Regions from separate parts of the Homo sapiens genome. Here region 2 is linked to region 1. A link is an interaction called in ENCODE POLR2A ChIA-PET data of the cell type or tissue named here. Cell type or tissue: Caco-2. All regions are shown on one strand.

What was found. Peaks named below come from ENCODE experiments on the same cell type or tissue, not always from the same donor. Only the 100,000 strongest peaks of a DNase experiment are listed, where the experiment ranks them.
Region 2: POLR2A ChIA-PET joins it to region 1 with 5 read pairs; 3 of 35 experiments call an interaction of 5 or more read pairs at or near these places.

What each region holds. Positions count from the first base shown.
Region 1 is chr12:50,951,125-50,956,124 of GRCh38, reverse strand. It overlaps HIGD1C (HIG1 hypoxia inducible domain family member 1C), which reads right to left and starts at 3,581. Exons shown (of 5, transcript NM_001109619.4): 1 at 3,410-3,581; 2 at 2,866-2,920; 3 at 2,033-2,134. The coding sequence starts at 2,126. It also overlaps a transcript of SLC11A2 not described here. RefSeq lists an enhancer at 2,999-3,499. In Caco-2, a CTCF peak has its summit at 2,880 (motif pointing left); DNase peaks (open chromatin) are centred at 2,927 and 3,534.
Region 2 is chr12:51,007,892-51,012,891 of GRCh38, reverse strand. SLC11A2 (solute carrier family 11 member 2) reads left to right here. Exons shown (of 16, transcript NM_000617.3): 2 at 2,126-2,197; 3 at 4,268-4,416. The coding sequence starts at 2,164. It also overlaps the pseudogene RNU7-39P. Among named protein-coding and RNA genes, the nearest start is that of SLC11A2, 16 kb to the left of the region's middle. In Caco-2, no CTCF peak of the experiment used is centred here; no DNase peak of the experiment used is centred here.

The sequences.
Region 1 (5,000 bases):
CCACTGTGCCCAGCCTACCAAATTTTATCATTATTTATTTTTTAGCAAAAACTTATCTCTATTCCCTTAATCAAATGAAAGTTCTGTTCTTACTTAAATTGGTTTTGTTTCTTTTGGAGATTAAAGTCAGAACCTTTACTGTTTTCCATATAGTGTCTCTAGTTTGTTTATAATTGAATTTAGCTGGAAACACTTTTATCTTTCCACTTTAATCATCCTAAATGTCTCTGGAAAAATAATTTAATATACAACAGGCACAGTGGTGCGTATGTCTCTTTGTCTCTGTTTATTAATTAATTTCTGTTCATTATAGTGATCTGTTCAAGTAGCATTGAGTTTTCGAATTTTTTTTAACTAAAAATGCTAAGGAAGATAAATCACTATTAAATTATTTGCTTCCATTTCTTATGGGTGCTATTATAAGTCTTAAAACTTCTAAACAGAATATTACTGTAAAGTAAAATTTGATTCTTTCTTGATATGTGAATAATGACACTTAGGAAGTTGCTAGAGTCAGAGTAACACTTAACGGGAACATCTGACATACCTATTTAGAAGTTTTTATGGAATTAATATTTTTGCAAACTTATGTCAGTCTGATTTAAGTAAACTATTTTAATAGTTTCCAGACAAAATGAACACAAGGAAACAGGCATGGCTGCAGTATACATCCATGGAGAAGAAAGAGAAAGCTCAGACTTCAAAACATAATATTGGTGCTTAGGTTTTGTGGGGTTTTTTAAAGTCCACATACACATAATACTTGTTGAAAATGTAAACATACTAAATATGTGTGGGGAAAGGATAAAGAGGCTAAGGGTCCAGATTATTAGGTGATCTAATTATAGTATCTCTCTTTTTTATTTTTTGAGATGGAGTCTCGCTCTGCACCCAACCTCTACCTCCCGGGTTCAAGTGATTCTGGTGCCTCAGCCTCCTGAGTAGCTGGGATTACAGGTGTGTGCCACAATGCCCAGCCAACTTTTTGTATTTTTAGTAGAGATGGGGTTTCACCCTATTGGCCAGGCTGGTCTTGAATTCCTGACCTCAAGTGATCCACCTGCCTCGGCCTCTCAAAGTGCTGGGATTACAGGAGTGAGCCACTGTGCCCGGCCTAATTATAGTATCACTTCTTTAGTCCAGAATTTATTTTGCCATCAAACTCAACACCTGGAGCACACCAAGAAGCCAGCACAGAGGGCCACTGAGCAGCCAAAATGACCACTCCAAAGTTCATGCTCACAAGTGTTCAGATAGATCCAGGCTTTTACTCAGAGCTTTCCTCTGAATTGACCCACAGTTCTTTCAAGCTTGGTTATCTAGCTTCTGGTGCTACAGAGCATTAAAAACATTAGATGCAGAAGTTTTTGGTTTTTTGTTTATTTGTTTGTTTGTTTTTGAGACAGGGTCTCACTATGTCACCCAGGCTGAAGTGCAGTGGTGTGATCTTGGCTCACCGCAACCTGCACCTCCTGAGCTCAAGCAATCCTCCCACCTCGGCCTCCCAAAGCGCTGGGATTACAGGCATGAGCCACCGTGCCCGGCCTAGAAGCAGAAGTTTTTAATGTGCCCAATAGTAAGATAGAAACAGAAAAATCTATAAACAGAAGATGTAAGAACTTAAAGTTTAGATTACTTACAAGACAAAGAGACATATGCATCTCAATAGTCCCTAATAGGCTTTAAATATAATAAACTGATGCTGCTGTTGATGGTCCTGAGTTATGACTGAAATGTTAATATTCATTCAATCTATTCCATTTGACTGGCTAGGAACTAATAATTTTAGGTAGACTTCTAATGAAATGGATAAAATAGAATAAAATTTGATGCCTCAAATAACAGCTAACATTTACTGGGGGCTTACCATGTATTAGGAACTATTCTGAAAGTTCAACACATGCTTAGAGGAGGTTAGCTTCAATTATCTGAAAAAATTCAATTATAAGAAACATTTCAATCCGCAAAGGCACTGGGTAAGGCATCATTGTGTTATTACAGTTTTCTGCATCCAGTCAAGGCTTGTACTTACCTATAGGGACAAAGGGGGAGTCTCTAGATTTCCTGATTAGTCGGGATAATTGGCCTTCATCCTCATCTGCTGACCACTGGTTATCTGAAGACATTTTTTTCTCTAGTAACAATAGGATATAAATGTGGTTGCCGTGAATCATTAAAAATAATTTGTTTTTCCTCTCCCATCATACTCTTGATTATGTGTTTTTTTGTTTTCATTTGTTTGATAAGCCTATCTGCTCAACTGAAACAATTGTCTTTCCTTCACACTTTTCACTACCGAATTTTTTCATTTTGCAGGGGAAGGGGATAAGAAAAAAATACATAGAGGAAATGATAATCAGATTTCATGAATACAGAGTAAAAACACAGATCATAATGCTGTTATTCAGTCTCCTTTCCACTGCTCAGCATTTGAGATCACTGGGAACCTCAGGACTTCTTCCACAAGCACTGTATTTGAAGAACACATTTTCTTTTTAAAGTATCATTTTAAAGAAGTATGGCAGTGCCAACATAGGCAAAAATACTTCCAGATTTACAGGTATTGGGAGAATGATCACTTCAACTCTGCAGAATGTGCAGGGCATTATAAAGTCATTCAGATATTTACCAAGCACCTACTGTGTGCCAGTTGCTATGCTAGACAATGGATTCCTTGTCTAGCCTGGCTTGTCTACATAGGATGAATGAAGAAACTTGCAAAAGCAACTATAATCACAACAGATTTAGCAGCGCCTGAGTCTGTTCCCTGTGCAGCTTATTGTGTTCACCCCAGAATTCAAATACAGCGGCTTCATCCTATGAATGAGACTTCATCAGAAAACTTAAGCGTAAGAAGCACAATACCTGTGGCACACCCCGCCACCTGCTGTCTGTCTCCTGTTGTTCCTTCAGCAAGAGGCTGTAGATCAGAACAGGTGTTTGTTGTAAGGCCAGGACACGATGTGCAATTTCCAACTAATTGATAATGGGAAAGCCCAGAAACACGCCCCAGGGGACTGGGGGAGTGGTCGGCTGGTATTGGCCAAGATTTCCAGCACCCTGCTAGAAACTCACCAGTAGCAGCCTGGGCCACAAACTAGGCTTTTGAAGCCAACATTAAGAAAAACATGAAGGCTTTGGAAGAAGATGCATTTGCTTAAGTCTGCCTTCACAAGGGAGCTCCTGACTTCCCTCTGTGACTGTTGAGTCTTAGTACCTGACTCCTGGGCCCAAAATTGAGGGGAAAGAGGGCACAGGGTCACAACACTGGGCTTGGAGGGGAAGGGGAGAAGATAGCCATCAGAGGCCAGGATTCTTGCCATCCTTCGGAAACACGCCCTAGCCAGAGGAGGTGCGCTCCCTGCAGTTGGAATCTCCGGCTGAGGCGATGAGAGCCCGCCGGGCTCACCTGGCGGTAAGGCCATCGCAGGTGCGCCTCCTGCAAAGCCTCGAGCTGCACACGCGCCCAGGGGAAAGACGTGACGTTGCTGCACCTGTGGCTAGTCCCTGCGCCTGTGTGTGAGACCTGAGTGGGGCTGTGGAGACCCGAGAGGCTGTGGCTCTTGAGGTGGGTCGGTGGTGGACGTGGCCTTTGCTTCTGTTCTGACCTTGTAGCCTTGGGGCCCCTTGAGACCTTGGAGAACACCTTGCTCACCGCCTCCCTCCGACTGCAGCCATGTGGACCTAGAGATGAGGGCAGAGGATCAGGTAGCGTTCATGGTTTTTCCCTTGTAACTTAATGTTTAAATAATTTCAGACTTATAGAAAAGTCCCCAGAATAGTACAAAGAACTGTGTGTCTGGTACCCGCATTTTCCTTTATTAACATGTTTCTTTCTTTAAAAAATATTTTTGGCGAACCACCTGACAGTAGCAGACTTATGCCTTTTCTTCCATATACTTTTGTATGCATTTGGGGCATTCTTTTATTATATAACCATAGTACAGTGTTCAAAATCAGAAACTTAACATTGATATAATTCTGTTTTTCAATCTAAAGATTTTATTCATATTCACCAGTTGTCCCAATTATGTCCTTAATAGCAAAAAAAAAAAAAAAAAAAAATTTCTGGTCTAGCATCCAATTAGGATCATATATTGCATTTAGTTGTCCTGTTTCTTTAGTCTCCTTTAGTCTGAAACACCTTCCTAATCATCTTTGTCTGTCTTGACCTTGATTTTTTTTTCTTTTTTTTTTTTTTTGAGATGGAGTTTCGCTCTTGTCACCCTGGCTGGAGTGTGATGGCGCAATCTTGGCTCACTGCAACCTCTGTCTCCTTGGTTCAAGCAATTCTCCTGCCTCAGCCTCCCGAGTAGCTAGGACTATAGAAGCGCCACACCACGCCCGGCTAATTTTTTTGTATTTTTAGTAGAGATTTTGTTTCACAATGTTGGTCGGGCTGGTCTCAAACCCCTGATCTCAGGTGATCCACCCACCTTGGCCTCCCAAAAGTGCTGAAATTACAGGTGTGAGCCACCGCGCCCAGCCGACCTTGATGTTTTGCCAGTTATTTTGTAGGATGCCTCTCAATCTAATCCTGTGTTCCCGTCCCCTCCCCCAACTCATGTTTTCTCACTAGATTGAGGTCATACATTTTGGGCAGAATATGACAAAAATGATGTTGTGCTCTTCTTAGTGTGAAATATCAGGAGACACAGAAAGTTGAATTGCCTGGTGGTAGTTAACTTTGATCCAGTGTGGTGCTGACAAATGTTTAACAACTCAACTGGCTCTGGAGGGGGAGATATTGCCCTGTTCTGTGGCATTTGCCATTGCCCCATTCTGTGTTGTAAATATTCCCACCATGCCCAATTTCTAAATAGAGTCTGTCATCACGGAACACAAAGTTGGGAAATGTCCCTTTCCTGGGTTGGTAGGAATGGGCTCTAGCACACCACTGCTTTCATCATGTGGATTAACGTGGTGTCTGCCTGGTTCTCCACTGTGGTTACTTTTTTTTCTCCCTTTTAATTAATAAGTAGTTTCTGAACAGGTACTTT
Region 2 (5,000 bases), 57 kb before region 1:
CTATTGTCATTGACTGAAAGAGGGGTTGAATTTAGTCAGTATTATTGGGGGCTGTTGGCTGATGTTTAGTCATCTGGTGGCTTAAAACCTGACAGGAGACACATGGCTAGTTGTCCGTTGTAATATAATACTTGGCATTGGTGACTCTAGAGAGGAAGGATTATGTTTTCCAAATTAGCAGGTGGTGGTATATATGCCCCAGAAGACAGATGAAACCTAAAAAGAAAAGAAAAGCTCCTTTCTGGTCTGAATTCTGTAATTCTATAAGTACAGAATATGTTGGTAGATAGAAAGATTACCCAAAACCTGAAACAGCAAGTAGAAGATTGTTCATGTAGGAACAACATATAAGGGACAAGGGTGGAAAAAAGACTAGATTTAAGCAGTAAAAGATCATTAAGCGAGGCTTCATCACTTCTTCAGTAGGACAGTTATTATTGGGATTCAAAGAGGGGCTTATCAATGAATACTATGTTGTCCTTCCCCTTCTAAATTTGAAATCAACTGAGAAGTAGATAAGAAGATTGAAACATTTTTTTTTTAATAGCCTTATTGGTAAGGCTCAATGGAGAATATGCCATAGATCTGTTCCCAAGTGAGCTTGCTAAAATCCTCCCTCCCAATTAAACTTAACAGGATGATGGACATCTGGAACTTCCACCCCACCCCTGACTCCACCCGCCCCACTGCGGGTTGCTTAGTACAGGACCTGTAGACAAAGGCTGGCATCCCACACGCTATGCTTAATCCTGCTGGTGCTTCAGCTCTCTTGGAGAGCTTGGGAGGGGCTGGGCCACGGGTGACTAGTTTCTTCTAGTTGTCAGAGGGTTGAGGAATGAGGTCTAGAACATTATGGCTGCAGACTTTACTTTCTTAGGAAGATTTGAGGCTGCCAAATAGTGGCCTTCCACTACCAGTATGCTTGTATGGTGCTTTTTCCTACCCTTTCTAGAAGATTGAACCATGAGCTTAAATTACATATTTTAGACCAAAGAGAATTACAGATTTCTGTCCTTAAAAACTCATAAAATAGGCTGGGCGTGGTGGCTCATGCCTGTAATCCCAGCACTTTGGGAAGTGGGGTGGGCGGATCATGAGGTCAGGACTTTGAGACCAGCGTGGCCAACATGGTCAAACCGTGTCTCTACTAAAAATACAAAAATTAGCCAGGCATGGTGGCACACGCCTGTAATCTCAGCTATTCTGGAGGCTGAGGCAGGGGAATCGCTTGAACCCAGGAGGCAGAGGTTGCAGCGAGCTGAGATCGTGCCACTGCACTCCAGCCTGGACAACAGAGTGAGACTCCGTCTAAAAAAACTAAAAAAAAAACAAAAAAAAACAACTCATAAAATAGGGGGAAATGTGTCTGGCTTTAGACACTTGGGATAATTTGGAGGCAAAGGCAGAGAATGGATACTTGCCTAGCAGCCTCTGTGTAGATGCTTATTAAAAAAGTATTTGCCTGGCCAGGTGCGTTGGCTCATGCCTATAATCCCAGCACTATGGGAGGCTGAGGCGGGCGGATCACGAGGTCAGCAGATCGAGACCATCCTGGCTAACACGGTGAAACCCTGTCTCTACTAAAAATACAAAAAATTGGCTGGGCGTGGTGGCGGGCACCTGTAATCCCAGCTACTCGGGAGGCTGAGGCAGGAGAATCACTTGAACCCAGGAGGCAGAGGTTGCAGTGAGCTGAGATTGCACCACTGCACTCCAGCCTGGGCGACAGAGCAAGACTCCGACTCAAAGACTCAAAAAAAAAAAAAATGGTATTTGCTGTCTCACTAAAATACCTCCTGTTCAATTTGTCCACCACCCCCTGCCATCCGTGAAGGGTTTCACAGTGAAAGCCAGAAAGCCTGCTAGACACATTCTAAAAGAGCTGTAACACTTCAATTTGGTTTTGAAGTCTTGCCAGCAAAATCTTGACTAAGACTTTTCTTTTTTTGTTAAATATCTGTCAGTCATATTCTGAAAACTGTAATTATTTTCAAGGTTACCTAATTCAGTAGAAAAATTACTCTTTTCATAGTAAGGATTCAGTCATACAGAGTAACAAACTGCTGGTTCTGAACTTGTTAGTTTGTTCTTCCTAATTCTTCTCCCTCACTTTTCTCCTTTCCAGAATCATATTCTAAGAACTCAGCCACTCAGGTATCCACCATGGTGCTGGGTCCTGAACAGAAGATGTCAGATGGTAATTTACCGCTTTGTGTTATTGTCTAATTTTATTTGTAATTAGGTTTATGTTGGTAACAGAAATTTATCATATTTTTCCTCTTGTCATCATCTGTCATCATCTATTCTAACAACTCCATTCAAAAGTCACCATCTGGTGACTTAGGCTGTAAATGAAAATGGATTTTTTTTTTTTTTTTGAGGTGGAGTCTCTGTCACCCAGGTTGGAGTGCAGTGGCACAATCTCGGCTCACTGCAACCTCCGCCTCATGGGTTCAAGTGATGCTCCTGCTTCAGCCTCCCGAGTAGCTGTGACTAAAGGCACACGCCACAATGCCCGGCTAATTTTTGTATTTTTAGTAGAGACAGGGTTTCGCCATGTTGGCCAGGCTGTTCGCAAATGCCTGACCTCAAGTGATCCGCCCGTCTCAGCCTCCCAAAGTGCTGGGATTACAAGCATGAGCTACCGCGCCCATCCTGAAAACAGAATGTTTTTTTTTTGTTTGTTTGTTTGGTTTTTTTTTTGAGGCGGAGTTTTGCTCTAGTTGCCCAGGCTAGTTAGTGTTCAGTGGCACTGTGTCGGCTCACTGCAACCTCCGCCTCCCCGGTTCAATGGATTCTCCTGCCTCAGCATCACGAGCACCTGGGATTACAGGCACCTGCCGCCACGCCCGGCTAATGTTTTTGTATTTTTAGTAGAGATGGGGTTTTGCTATGTTGGTCAGGGTGGTCTTGAACTCCTGACCTCAGGTGGTCCACCCGTCTCGGCCTCCCAAAATGCTGGGATTACAGGCATGAGCCACTGTGCCCGGCCCTGAAAACAGATTTTTAACCAGAGACCTGCTTCGTATCTTTTTTACAATTCTGAGTTGAGCCAAGATTAGCTGAAATTTGGTTTCTGGCAGTAATGCTTGCAAGGGCAATGTTATTCCCAGACCCAGGATAAAAACCTCTGGAGTGTTTTGGCTACTCATGATGCTTCCTGGTGTTTCAGATGTGTATGGAGCAGTAAAATACAGGGCGAGTACCTTACGCTCTGTATTTGATTGGAGCTTCTTGAGTGCTTTGACTATTCCTTCCTAAATCTGAGCTTCTTTGGAATTTCTGTTCCTTTTCTATAAATTTCTTCATTAATTTAAAGCTGCTTAATTAAGATGATATGAGTCAGCTCCCTATGGAAAGAAAGCTCTTATTTGTTTAAATTAGAGGTTGTAAGGATTTATTGCAAACACAGAGATTAGAGCTTTGTGATTCAAAATAGCCATTTGATGGCTGAAGCAAACTAGGCTCTGTGTATTTCTGGCAGGGTATCCCTTTTCTCCCAGACCTTCTGCTTCCCAATATTTAAGATTGACTGCAAAATGCAGAACTCAGGGAAACGCTGATATCAGTCTGAGATGAGCCCTGCCATCACGAGGGTGCCAGTACCCCGTGACCGGCGGCACTTTACTGCAAGCCTTAGTCAGAGTACAAAGGGTTCCTGCTTGGTGGTTTTGCTGCAGCTTCAGAGTTTAGCCTGAACTGTGGCAGGATTTTGTAACTTGCACATTTTTTGAGAAGTCTGATGGAGGTATAATGTCCACGGTCGATTATTTGAGTAAGTCCTACCAAATATAGGAGGTGGGGAGGACATTTCGCTAGACAGGCCTAGTTCTTTTCTTTTAAAAGCTAGGATTTTAGGTTACCAGGAGCTGGTCTGGGAATATGATATTTTGAGCCCATATGTCAGTGTTTTTAGAGGAAAATGAAATGGCTCTAAAAATTCCCAAGTAGGAGTAGAAGTGTGGAAGTAGGAAAACCATTGTGAGTTAAAACTGATCTAGAGAATTGAGTGACTGGGGGAGGGGGAGGGAGATAACTTTTTTAGTGTAGGCTAAATTTTTTACTTCCTGAATTTTTAACCATGTGAATGTATTACTTATTCTAAAATGTACATTAAAAATAAACTATTCAAAATAAATTGAGCTAGAGTCAGGTTGGTCTCTTGTGCATTTAGATATTAAACTATTTAATTTCAGTATACTAAGGATGAATTGTTAGTGTATTTTGTTCATTTTTTACTAATTTATTTTCAAATCTGTTAATTCAGACAGTGTTTCTGGAGATCATGGGGAGTCTGCCAGTCTTGGTAACATCAACCCTGCCTATAGTAATCCCTCTCTTTCACAGTCCCCTGGGGACTCAGAGGAGTACTTCGCCACTTACTTTAATGAGAAGATCTCCATTCCTGAGGAGGAGGTTAGTATCAGGTCCTTGGAGGAGAACACTATTGTCTGGGGAAAACCTGTGAGTGAAAGATCTGCTGGATGGCTCAAGTTCAGCAGCCTCAGGTTTAATTTTGGCTGGCAATCTCTGAAGACTATATCTATATATCTATATATATATATACACACACACACACACACACACACCCCATCTATATCTATCTATCTCTGTCTGTCTGTCTGTCCGTCTATCTATCTATCTATCTATCTATCTATCTATCTATCTGTCTATCTAATCTTTTTTACAGACAGGGTCTTGCTCTGTCATCTAGGCTCCAGTGCAGTGGCACAACCATAGCCCACTGTAGCCTTGAATTCCTGGGGTCAAGTGATTCTCCCACTTCAGCCTCCCCAGTAGCTGGGACTATAGATGGCATGCCACCATGCCAGGCTCATTATTTTTATTTTTATTTTTAGAGACAGGGTCTCACTATGTTGCCCAGGCTGGTCTTGAACTCCTGGCCTCAAGCTATCCTTCCTCTTGTTTGTTGATGAAAAAGAGTCAAACTCTGGCTGAGCCCAGGCTCACACCTGTAATCCCAGCACTTTGGGAGGCTA